Linked DNA regions of Homo sapiens: all the other regions are linked to region 2. The links are chromatin contacts, found by Hi-C or POLR2A ChIA-PET in ENCODE. All regions are on one chromosome and are shown on one strand. Each heading gives the region's core, a stretch centred on a gene start or an enhancer-like site at or near the end of the contact. The rest is flanking DNA. Distances are from core to core; before and after follow the strand shown.

Region 1 (4,095 bases), core at 1,253-3,752, 420 kb before region 2:
GTCCCAGCCCATCCCCACAAGAATAAGGCAGAAGGGTCTGAAATAAGAGAGAAGGGTCTGAAAGGGTGAGAGACACTGCTATTAATGCTGTGTAGCCCAGCAATTGGGAATCGCAGGCCTTGAACTAGACTTCATTGTGTTGGCTATTATTCTTCTGTCCTCTTGCTTATAAATCCCTCATCTGTCTTCTTTTTTTTAATGTTCCCCAACAATGTGCAGGAAACAGGAGCTCATTCTCAGATTCCTATAATTCACTGATTCAGAAAAGGGCAGGAGGCGGGTGGAGGAGAGTGATGATGTCAGCGTCAAACAACCTCTTACAGGAAGAACTGCAAGGGAATCCACAGTCTTTTAATAAACACGGAAAGCAGAAGGTAGCCGGAACCCTCTGTGCCATGTCTTCATGAAATTAATGAAGATACCTGGAGTCCATTTATGTTTAAGGACATCTCACATCCCCATGCTGAAAATGAAATTGGTTTTGCCTGGAAGATAATGGCCTTTTAAGAACTAGGAAGTGAAAGGATAGTTTATAGAAAAAGATTTCTCTACTTAAAGATACAACTATGTAGTCAGAAGAATTCTAGTCCAAGATCAGTCAAAAACACTTTAGACAAATCAGATTCCCTCCCAGACACTAAAATCTCCATCTGTGACATGAAATAATTTGTTTAGATTACTTCGTGAAGTCCCCTCTGGCTTTGACATTCTGATCTCCTTTACAGATCCAGTGATTTGCTCTGGAAAAATCAAATAATGGAAGAAGCATCCACCTCTTCCTAACGGTCTTAATAGGGGGGAAGTTTACCAGATCCTCTCATAAGACCCAGATCAGGGAACAATGTCACAGAGTAAAGAAATGTGGAGGAAAACAGCTTTTCTTTCCTAACAAGGAATTGCAAGTTGCTGGGGTAAGGGACTACCGCTACCGGTGTATAAATGCCCATTCTTACAGTATATATAATAAAAGTCATTAACTGCATGTCTGGTATGTAAAAGAAGCAAAAGCTAAGCAGAAAAATAACTAATTTTCCACAGTGGCTGTGCAGTAGAGTCATAGGACTGTCCTATGATTTTGGAAACATGGCACCAGGAGAGAGAAGGGACTAGCTAGGAAATAAAATCATATATAAGAGAACATTTAACCGGAAGTAATGCCATGATCAACTGGTCCAACTTTGTCATTAGATGATGAAACAGACCTCATAGAGGGAAGGTGACTTGCCTAGGTGACACAGCCAGGTGACATTACAGCTGGGATTAGAAAAGGATTCTCATGGCTTCTGGTGCACATAACATACAACATACTGCTTTGCTCCCAAAAACAATGTGATTCTATTCAGGTTATTACAGAGGTAATTTCACTTATAACTACTGCCTCTACCTCCACTTCAAAAAACGGTAACTGATTAATTTTATTTAAAGCAGACTAGGACTGTTTCCACCAAATTATAATAAACAATTCACTCTGGCAATATAGACAAGTCCATGAGATTTAATTGGGTATTATTCATCCTTGCTAATGAATCACCCTGTGGAAAACAGGGATAATCAACCGTCTACAAGAGGCCAGAAGCCTGTTCTCGTTCAAGTACAGATCTTGCCTATTAAAGAACATTAGGTATCAGCTCTAAATAGTAAACAGGGTATACTGTTGCAGATTCCGTGGAGTGCAGCTTTAAATAGATTTGGTTTGGAAATGGGACAGAGAACACACCGCAGTCAGTGGATCAACGTTGAGAGCAGAGAAAAACAATGATTACACTCATTAAGTGGGTACCTGTTGACACATTTACTGTCAAGTCTAATTATTTATTGAAACTGTTATTCTTTCTTCATTACTGCCACTGATACCAATTATTGCCACAGGATTATTTTAAATTTCTACAGCATGCTCCCAGACTATTTACTTCTCCACCTCCCAAAGGTTACTTGAGAGGTTTCTATCATTCCCTCTCTACCATTCCCCACCTCCAAAATATAACGAAAAGAGAAAGAGAGAAAATTCCTCTTTCTTGAGAGTAATTTTTGTAACCTTTCAGGGCTTGCTTAAAACTCCTCTTGATAGTTTCAAGATGGGTTTCTGTGGGGACAGGGGATACAGTTAATTACTTTTCAAAGCTTATTCTATTAATATTTAACAATTGGCATCGGAGGGAAGGTTAGTGTGATAACTGCAGTTTCTAAATGAACAAGTTAGATCTCTGCCTCACAGAGCTGTCAAAAACTATGATAGTAGGTATCTACAGTACATTCTTTTCTGATATATTTATCCGTAAAAATAAAACATTAGAAATAAGTTTTTGCAGGGTTATTTTGTGGACTAGAAAAGAAATAAAAGGTGGACAGGAGCCATTCTTACATTTTTTGCTACTACCTTTTTTAAAAACAATGTTCTCTTTTTCTGTGTTAGTTTGCTGAGAATGATGGCTTCCAAACACCGCATGTTCTCACTCAGAAGTGGGAGTTGAACGAGAACACATGGACACAGGGAGGGGAACATCACACATCGGGGCCCGTTGATGGGTGGAGGGCAAGGCAAGGACAAATACCTAATGCATGCGGTGCTTAAAACCTGGATGATGGGTGGATAGGGTGCAGCAACCACCATGGCACATGTATACCTACGTAAAAATCCTGCATGTTCTGCACATGTATCCAAGAACTTAAAGTAAAATAATAAGTAAATAAATAAATAAAAAACTTCCTGGGTAAACTAGCTTATATTCCACTTGAAAAATAAATAAATAATAATAAAAATAAAAACAATGTTCTTTTTTTGTAGGAATGAGAAGAAAATCTAAATAACTTAAGTGGCTGTTATGTCTGGTTTAATTACAGAAATTTCATAGTCCATACATAACCTACCTTGTCTGCACGTGTTCTTATTATATATATATGATATTAGCTTTGAAAATCATGTAAACCTGACACCTTAATTTCCTCTCAATTCTAAATTTTCTAAGTCCTACAAATTTGGGGCAATACCAACCAATTTTATTCTTCTCAAAGGTCTGTGCAACTGAAGTCATGGTTGCAGTTCGAGGTCATAGATATAACATACCAAAGGAATTAACAAAATATTCAGCAGAATACATGTGTATAGTACTCTAAATAATGATATCAAATCTTCTACAAAGTTACTATTCTACATATTGACTACTTCACCTCTTTTTGGTTAAGTTACATTACATAAAACACAGTAGAGCTCATTAGAAGGTACAGATTCAGCAGGTTGACTTTAGGAGAAAAATCGCATCTGGTAAATTTTACAACTATGATGCTTCCTTTAAATGTTTTTTCTCCATTGGCCTCCATTTTCTTGGCAAACTCAAGACAAATGTATTCTTCTGCCAAGGATTGGTGTCATTCCCAACAGTCCCCCAGGAGAGTGGCATTCAGATACAATGGATGCAAGGTTTCAAAAGACTAACTCAATTTTCTGTGTTCTTAGGATTTTTCTGTTGTGGCTTTGGATTCTAGCTTTTTGAGATGATTTTGTTTGGCAGCTAAGAGAGAGTGACTGACCCAGCCATAAATATTTGGCCCCTTCAGAGCCAGGTAACACTGGCAGTATAGTGTAGTCAAAAATGCGCTCAATCAAGGGTTAGGAAACCAGGTAAAAAGCCCTCCTGCCACATACTAGTTGAGGATACAATAAAATAATGGTTAAGCACATTCTACTCCATTGCATTTTATGGACACTTAAATACATACACATTAAATCTGAATCGTCTGTGTGGCCCAGATTTTTGGTTTTGGTATTAAACCTTAAGGGCTATGAATTAAAAGGGAAAAAAATAAATCAAAAAAACAAAAATAAAAAGAGAGGTCAGCTCACTGTCTTGGCCATTTTTCAGTTCTTTTCCTCATAAAGTACTTTGTATTTCTTCTATTCTTTGTATTTCTTCTAAAATCAACATTACTGGCTCAGATGCCTATTAGTATTTCATAAACAAGAAGACACGCCTCCTCTCTTACCTCAGATAGCTGGCTCCTGGAATGGATGGTTGACACAAGGTTCAGCCAACTGCAATGCTAGTGTTTACAAATGAAATAAGTAAAAATTACTTCCAGACACCAAACCCATATTTA
Region 2 (4,161 bases), core at 154-2,653:
CCAATGGGATCATTAGAGAATGTCCACTGTTTATTAAAATGAACTCCATGGAGTACTAATCTCATAAGATCCGTGTTCTAGGGCCAAGTAAAGAGGAATGTTGTGTATCCATATTTCCTCCCTGTAGATTTACATTCAAAGGCTCTGAGAAGGGCTGTAGCAAAGCAACCTGTTTCATTTGGAATAATCCTGCTTTTTTTTTTTTTTTTTTTTTTGAGACGGAGTCTCGCTCTGTCACCAGGCTGGAGTGCAGTGGCATGATCTTGGCTAACTGCAACCTCCGCTTCCCAGGTTCAAGCAATTCTCATGCCTCAGCCTCCCGAGTAGCTGGGACTATAGGTGTGCCCCACCACACCCAGCTAATTTTTTTGTATTTTTAGTAGAGACGGGGGTTTCACCATGTTGGCCAGGATGCTCTCGATTTCTTGACCTCGTGATCCACCTGCCTCTGCCTCCCAAAGTGCTGGGATTACAGGCATGACCCACCGCACCTGGCCAATCCTTCTTTTTAAAAACTTATTTGATGGTGGTGTCAATTTTTACCTAAAACTACTGTCATCCTGGGAACTGATGCTCCGTGGTGAACACTGTGGTAACACTTTTGGGCAATTCCAAGGATGACACATAGACTCACAAAATGTTAGAACTGAAAGCAACACAGAATTTAATGCCATTCCCCCACTTTTTGAATAAACTAAGCAGAGGCCTGCAAGGGTTATACCAAAGTAATGACCAACAACCATTAACTCTGACCTGCAAGAACTTGAAATTTTAAAATGTCAACAAATGACTGTGTAACATTAGGTCATGGATTATGATGTAATATTATATTATACATAAGGTTAGACAGCAGTTACAAGAATACTGGACTTAGAATCAATAAAGCTGGGGTCTAATCGGAGGCCTCTGGCTCTGTCACTGTCACTGCTTAGGTCCATCTTTCTACTTTTGTTAGTGTTGTGTGCCCCCATCTCTAAAATGGGAAGAATAATGCTTGTGTGGCTGATCTCAAAAGTTCCGGTAAGAATCAAGACAGAACGAATGTGAAAGTGGTTTATAAATTGCACTGTGATATGTAGGAATCTTCCTTCCTCCTAACATATTGATGTTACAGCAGCATCAGGAGGATGTGAGTATTTTCCATTGCTTTTCTCATTGTGAGGGTAGTTTGCATGAATCTGCCACAGACTCCATCTTTCAACCACTTTCACTGTTTAGTGAGGTGACTGGTTACCTCAGCGAGCCCTCAGCAAATCTAGTTACCCCCTTGAGTGGAATGCTGGATCTGTGATCTTACACACACCTGACTAGCAAGGGAAAGCAGAAAGTTATGAGCAAGGTGAAAGTCTCAGCAGATTTTTGGACATTTGACTTCTAGTACTCACAGACACCTATGAAAAAAACAAAGGCTTCCGAATTTTGTGTTGTTAGGACTCAAAAAGAAGAAGAAAAAGAAGAAGAATTCAATAACAGTCATCACCAAAAGACAGAAAGAGAGGAAGACAGAATGTCTGCATTGAGAAAATCTTGGTATCTTATCTCTGGGATGTTATTGATGATCTGAGTATAGTGCAAAATCTTAAGTGAAATGAATTGGTGGTTTCAGTTCCGGATATGGTATGCAAAGAAAAAAAAAATTTGCTCTTTGAAATTCAACGCTTCCTCGTCTGTGCTTCAGGAAGCCACACGCCTGATGTTGAGCGTGGAAACTGACTCATTTCTAGCCCTTTGAGATTAGCCTCTCTAGCCCCCAGACTGTGGGCAGGATCTGGGCCCTAATGGGAAACTAGAATTGGGTCTGTCCAAACCTGGAGGAGAATCAGACACAACCTCATCGGATGCACATCTCTTTTAGGGTACTCAGCCTCCCAGAAGTTTCTGTAGGCAGAGGACCTTCTATACAAACTATCTCCAAAGCTTTTCAACTTGTAATTGGCAGTAGGTAGGTTGCCTGAAGTGGCAAAAAGCAAAAATACAAATACAGTGCTTACCAAGCACTTATCTTCAGAGTCGTGTTAAAGTAAGCTGGCCAACTGCCCCCCACTCCTCCCTTGGTGGAACAACACGTCTCTGACACTTTCAATTTAAAGACTCACATGTGTTTTCTCACCAACAAGCCCTAGGGAGTAACGAAACTTTCTTCTCCTTGACTCTCCCAGCAATCTGTTGATTTGGTGTCAACAGGTATTACAGGTATCTGTGTGTCACTTAGGCATTACATTTATTTAGAAAAGAAAAGTATGTTAGAGACTGGATGTCTCCCCCTGCCCCATTAAACTGACACAGGGAACCCCAGGATGACAGGGAGTTCAGATCTTCTAGAAGTGACCACTCCAAGCTTCAAGCTTGACCCTTTAGACCTTAAATCAGTGGTTTCCAAACTTTTTGCATACCCTCCCAGTAAGAGAAATAAACACTTGAAATGGCTTTTTTGCTTAATTCTGATGGACACATTAAAAAAACAAAGCGTTTGTCTAGAGGTAGTGAGAAGAATGCTGATTTAAATGAGAAGACAATGAGAGGCAAAGTGATGTTGGGGGCGGGGTGGGGAGAACAACTCGAGACTTGGCCTAGGGTCAGAAGATCTGAGTTTACTAACTTAATCTCACTAAGCCTCACTTTCCTCATCTGTAAAGTGTGAATGCTAATTACAAAATGAGATCACATATGTGAAAGCGTTTGCCTTATAAATGGTAAGGGATATGCAAAGGTTCATAGCTATTACTATGTATAAGCTTTTAAATATTAATGATTAATTTGTGTTAGAAATGAAATTTCAGACTTCATCATAGAATAAGGTTTAATCTTTCCGATTTTCTTATCTGCAAAGTTTTTATAAAACATAGTTGTCCGCATTATTGATTTATTTGCATGCCACTTACTTTAAAAAAGGATTTGAAGTAACATATACTGTTAGTCACAGAAATTACAGGATCATTAAAACACAGATGAAAGATTAAGACCTTGTCATGAAAGGACAGCTCGAAGAAAAAAACACAGAATAAGAATAATTTTAATCAAGCATATGATGTGATTTTGAGCTTCCCAGCAGCTTAGACAAGAAAGGAACATGCATTGCATTTCACAGCCCTCTTCCTCTAGTAAAGGAAGAATAGCTATGGATCAAGGGGGACCCAGCCCTTTCTAGCCCTAAACTCCACAAGAAATGTATCATGTGCAACCTTATATAAGAAATATCAAAAATAAATTGGGTGGTATCTTCAAACCGAAATGTAGCAAAGATACTATTCAATCTGACCACTAGGCGAGATTTTCCTTTGTGAATCAGTGCTTGCCTTCCCAGAACTAAACAAACAGCAAGATGATTAATATAAGGAGCAGGCTGCCTTAAAAAAAAAAAAAAAAAAAAAAAAAAAAAAAAAAAAAAACGAAAACAAAAAAACAGAGAGAGAGAGAGAAAGAAAAAGAAACAGAGCAGTGAAAATCAGAATGCCTGCCCCAGCCGGCTGGGGCGTGTCGCTGTCACCATTCATTAGGGGGTGTCAAGAAGGCGAGGCAATACGTGAGGTGCCTTGCACAAGGTCACTTGGTGTCTGTGAAACTGACTCTGCATTCTGAGTTCCTTAATATGATTTTTTAGGTCACAGTGTTCTAGGCAAAGCTCCCTGTTGATGTACATCTCTCATGCAAGATTTAGATCACCTCTTTTCGGGCAGAGCTCCATGGAAACACCGCCCATGATTTCTGAAAAGGAGTCTGATTGGGCCCTGGTGATACCCGGCTGGAGTGGACAGTGATCTCTGCAGTGGACACATTGCTGGACTGTTGGCAAGGCTACAGCTACCAGAATCTAGTCCTTGTAGGCTATTATTATTCTAATGCCATAGTAAATTCCTGTTTATCCAAAATGGCTAGGAAATGGGGCATTCTGAGCAATGGAAAATTCTGGTTCATTGGGTTACCCTCCATATCATTTACTGATTCTTGGTTTCAAAATAAGTAAATTACAACACACTTTGCTAATCACTAAAATGATAGTGGGTATGATTTAAGCTTTTTTTTTTATGATCCATAAGGTACTTCAGGATCTATTAGCACCTAATACCATTGTTAAGATCGCGACTTGTCATTTTCAAGGATTTGAGGTAGAAATGCAGGAGGTGGGGACAATTGGGCTGCATCAGTATTAACTCCCAACCA
Region 3 (4,515 bases), core at 1,204-3,703, 500 kb before region 2:
GGAATGCAGTGGCTTACAGCAACCTCCACCTTCTGTGTTCAAGTGATTCGCCTGCCTCAGTCTCCCAAGTAGCTGGGATTACAGGTGTGTGCCACCACGCCCGGCTAATTTTTGTATTTTTAGTAAAGTCGGGGTTTTGCCATGTTGGCCAGACTGGTCTTGAACTCCTGATCTCAGGTGATCCACCCTTGGCCTCCCAAAGTGCTGGGATTACAGGCGTGAGCCACCACGCCTAGTGCATAACTATCTCTATTTTAAAACTGAAAGAACTTAGGTTGCCACTTATCCTGGTGAGTCCAAGTTTCCAGAGAATTAAGAGGTAAAATCAAAACTCGAAACCCAGATCTATCTGATGCCAGAGTCTACAAGCTTAACCACTGCCTCCCTGAGTCTTTCTTCTCTGTAACCTTCCAATACTACCTTGGCTCCAAGCAAACTCTTTCTTCTGATAGAGTTAGCCATGGAGTCACTTCACAAATAGAAGCTGTACAGTAAAGCTTTATATTGTTAGTTAACTGGGCATTTTCATATGTTGAATTTCTAATGAAAATATAAACTGTTTAAGGGCTAAGACGTGTTTTTACTTTTTCCTGTCCACTACAGAGCCTGGTTAAGTAACAATGGCACAAGATGGAAGTGAATAGGACCCAGTAAAAGAACGGAATTTAATGCAGATGTCAAGATATAAAACAGTGAAATCTTATCTACCAGGAATCACATTGGGTGGCATTCATGACACTTTACTCTCACCTCAAGTGGTGATATTTCTGGGAGACCTCATAGAACTTGGAGATTTCTTTCCCAGGAGGTAATTTTTACAGAGGATGCCCTTACTAAAACCCAAGTCATTACAACATTAACAGATCAATAATAAAAATAATGACGAATTAAAATGCCATTTCTATAGAACGGTAAAAAATAAAATAAAATGTCATTTTAATTCCATTGTAATGTCAATAAAACTACCCCTGATATCTGAAAAGTTTAAGCAAGATGACACAATTCAACTGAACTAAGGAAAATTCCAAATGGTTATTCCAAAGGTCTTGTCAAATAATGTCGCCTTGAGACACTATTTGAGAAACTTGGTAATAACTTCTTGAGACTACTTTGGCTGTTTTATATTTGTATACATCATAGACATCCATGCACAGGAGATTGATTTTAAGCAATTTTCACACATTATTTGGATGACCTTAACCTTCAAATCGCTCTGGATAGTAATAATTCGGGAAAATAATGATGGAAAAATTATTTCATTTAATACAAGTAATAATGGCATTAACATGAGATACAGTGTACTGCTGAGGAACAGCTACAGACTTGGATTTAGGAGACAAGGGTTCAATTCCCAGCTTTGCAATATGCTAGTTATTTCACTTTACATACATTATACTTGGCAGATTGAGGGTGATAATAACTTTTTTACAGAGTAGCTAGAAAGATAAAGTAAGCAGTAAAGCAAAGTGGACTTCAGATGAAATGGAAGCTAATAAATCCACTACAATATTTTTCAAATAGTTAAGATACTGTTCTGCCAGATAAGTTGTTTTAGTAATTGTAATAATTCATTATTACCAAATAGTGTTTATCGTACATTACCAATACTTAAGGGAAGATACTAAAATTTGGTCAAATGTGACTTCTACATTTATTAGCCTAACCTTGGGTCTCTGAATCACAGATTTTTCATTTGTCTTTAGGAACCATAATAATGTAGGAACTATAATAACGTTGCAGGATATTCTGGTGATTAAACTAGATATTATGTGAGAAAGTGCTCTAAAATTTATTCACATTTGTGCACACTCATACAAACACATTTTAAAATTACAAGTTGTAATGAACATTTCACAATAAAATCCTTCTTTCATTGCTTCCTGTTTTCTCAGGATTACCCCAACGTGTGAACAAGTAAGAGAGCAAAACAAAACAAAAAATGATTAAGTTAGCTTACAACTCCATTCTTAAGCGTGTGTGTTTGACTAGGTAAAAAAAGCTGCCTGAAATTATTTCAGGAGATTTAAAGAGAATTGCCTTTTGCTTTTTCTTTCTTGCCTTAGCATTTGTATGCACAGGCACATTTCATTCTAAAATATAACAGACAAGTGCAGAGAGATAGCAATAGTACTTCTGGCCAGTACCTCCAGGAAAGTACTTCTTGCCTGTGGTATAAGATCATATTTCTTGGTCCTTCCTCTCTGAAGCTACCTAACTTCCTGGAGCTATTTCTAGAGGTAAGTTTCAGAGCACGCTAGAACATTTAGGTCTACCCATAGTGAAGTCACTCTGTTCACATTGCAAAGCTATTCCCAGGAGCCCAGATGCATTGCCTGAGGACATCAGCAAAGAGCTGCCAAAATTACAAGGGTCAGGATGGGGGCCATTCTCTGCTTTTGCACATGCTGTTCCCTTTACTTGGCATGCCATGCTGTCCACCACCCTTTTCTGCTTGGTAAACAACTAACTCATTCTCCAACACTCAGATCAGATGTGTCCTCGTCTGTGATGCTTTCCCCAGTTCCTCCTAGAGGACATCCTTCATATTATATTACGGCACTAAATTTACATAATGCAATTTTTATGCACATGTGGTGCCTGTTATATGTCTATCTTGACTAGTAGACTTATCTATTCTGTTTGAAGACAGCGACATACAGAACAATGTAAAGAACATATAATAAGGGAGAGTGCTGGAAGAGCAAACTGCTAGAAGACTCAGGATGCCACATCCCAATGACCTATACTCCTCTGCCCCAGGTGCTGTCCTCAGCCATCAGGTCTCTCTGAATGCAGTAATTTTAAGAAAGGATGATAAAAATATCATACTGATTTTTTTTAAGTTCTTTAGGTTAATCGTTATTCTAGGGTATGATTTCTTTATATGGTATATTTGCCCAAAGGCTCAGGTGTCAGATTTATTTTTATAATGTCCATAATGAATCCATTTTTAGATAATTTACATAGGCCTACTGTGACCCAAAATTGGCTGAGATTTCAGGCATTGCTACCCAAAGCAACACAATAGCAAGAGCTCTGTAATGCAGAAGCTTGTCCATGGCTAGGGCATTCTCGAAGAATCCATTTTTTTGTTGTTGTTTGAAATTTTCTGGTTTTGGATCCCAAATAAAATGACCCAGGACAACATATGCAAACGATTGGTGTCTATAATGAAAGCACTGAGGGAAAAGAATAGCAACATGAAAGATGCTCTAGGTCTCTGAATCTGTACAATGTTCACAAGATAAAGACTCTCAAGACTTCAAAAGCTACCATCATTAACTACGGGAGGAAGAGTACACTCTCAGGACTTGGAGAAGGTTCAAAGGAGATTAAGGCACTGGTCCCTGAAGTTAATGAAATAAATGAGTGGTTCCCAAACGTTGGTTGAGCATCAATCACAATTCCCGGGAAGTTCTGTTTTATTTTTTATTTTGCTTTGTTTTAATGCAGATTCCTGGGCCCCATGGCCAGATATTTTGATTCTGTAAAATTGTGATGGGACCTAGGACTTGCTTTAATTTTTTTCTTTTGAAAAATGTTCTCCAAGTCTTTCTGATGACTGGCCAGCTTTGAAAACCACAGGTTTAAGCCATACATTTTGGCAGGGATACATATAGCAGTGATCTTTCAAAGTATCATGCAAGCAATTCAGATGGCATGTAAGATAGCACTTTGAGTAAGAGAAGAATACATTAAGATATCTATATGCATTCCTTTATTTTACTATTATTAATTTTTTTTTAAATATGGACTCATAGAAAGTTGCAAAAATAGTACAGAGTTTCCATGTACATTTTACCCAGGTTCCCTAAATGGTAATGCTCATAAAGCTGTAATACATTCGAAAACCCAGCAAACTGACATTGTTACCTTATTGTTAACTAGGAGTTACTCAGTTTTTACCATTTTATAACCTGCATTGATTTGTGTGTGCATACAGTTCTATGTAACTTTATCCCATGTATAGATTCATGTAATCATCACTCCAATTGAGGTACAGATCTGTTCCACCCATACAAAGACTCTTGCTGCGTCCTCTTTGTAGGAATGACCAGTACTTGCCCCCCCCCGACCCACCCATTTCTGTCCCCTAGCAATCATGAATATGTCCTTTATCTCTAGAGCTTTGTCTTAAAATGAAATCATATAATACATGTAACCTTTCGAGACAGTTTTTTCATTAAGCATGTCCAGGTTATTGCATATACCAACAATACTTCATTCTTTTTTACTGCTGAATGGTATTATTCCATTGTATGGCTGTACCAGACTTCACTGAAACATCTGCCCATCAAAGGATATTTGGGTTGTTTCCAGTGTTTTGTCATTATGATAAAAAAAAAAAAGTTGCTATGAACATCCATGTACAGGTTTTTTCGTGAACATAACATTTTGATTCTCTGGATTAAATGCCAAAGGGTATATTTGCTGAGTCATATGGTTAGTACATGTTTACTTTTGTAAAATACCGCCAAAGAGTTTTCCATCGTGGCTACAAAATTTTGCACATGC

The links. A loop is a pair of places that touch in the nucleus more often than their neighbours do. ChIA-PET counts read pairs that join two places held with the same protein, here RNA polymerase II (POLR2A). Pooled maps may share reads with other maps.
Region 1: a pooled map shows a loop between it and region 2 (3-fold over the local background). The contact joins two enhancer-like sites. A Hi-C loop is called at or near these places in 8 of 50 pooled maps. POLR2A ChIA-PET finds 5 or more read pairs at or near these places in 2 of 52 experiments (PC-9 and activated CD4-positive, alpha-beta T cell).
Region 3: a loop to region 2 is called in a pooled map, with 2.3 times the contacts of the local background. The contact joins two enhancer-like sites. A Hi-C loop is called at or near these places in 1 of 168 maps with a recorded cell type or tissue (naive thymus-derived CD4-positive, alpha-beta T cell), 2 of 37 single-sample maps with no recorded cell type and 9 of 50 pooled maps.

Annotation. Positions count from the first base shown.
Region 1 is chr3:188,341,606-188,345,700 of GRCh38, reverse strand. LPP (LIM domain containing preferred translocation partner in lipoma) reads right to left here. Exons shown (of 12, transcript NM_001375462.1): 3 at 3,982-4,038. Among named protein-coding and RNA genes, the nearest start is that of FLJ42393, 170 kb to the right of the region's middle. Within about 2 kb of position 2,502, at least 3 of the 41 ENCODE cell types and tissues checked have a DNase peak (open chromatin) inside an H3K27ac peak, as active enhancers do.
Region 2 is chr3:187,916,758-187,920,918 of GRCh38, reverse strand. No RefSeq gene overlaps it. Among named protein-coding and RNA genes, the nearest start is that of LINC01991, 58 kb to the left of the region's middle. RefSeq lists an enhancer at 1,482-1,661. Within about 2 kb of position 1,403, at least 7 of the 41 ENCODE cell types and tissues checked have a DNase peak (open chromatin) inside an H3K27ac peak, as active enhancers do.
Region 3 is chr3:188,415,334-188,419,848 of GRCh38, reverse strand. All of the region lies in intron 4 of LPP (LIM domain containing preferred translocation partner in lipoma), which reads right to left. Among named protein-coding and RNA genes, the nearest start is that of LPP-AS1, 150 kb to the left of the region's middle. Within about 2 kb of position 2,453, at least 5 of the 41 ENCODE cell types and tissues checked have a DNase peak (open chromatin) inside an H3K27ac peak, as active enhancers do.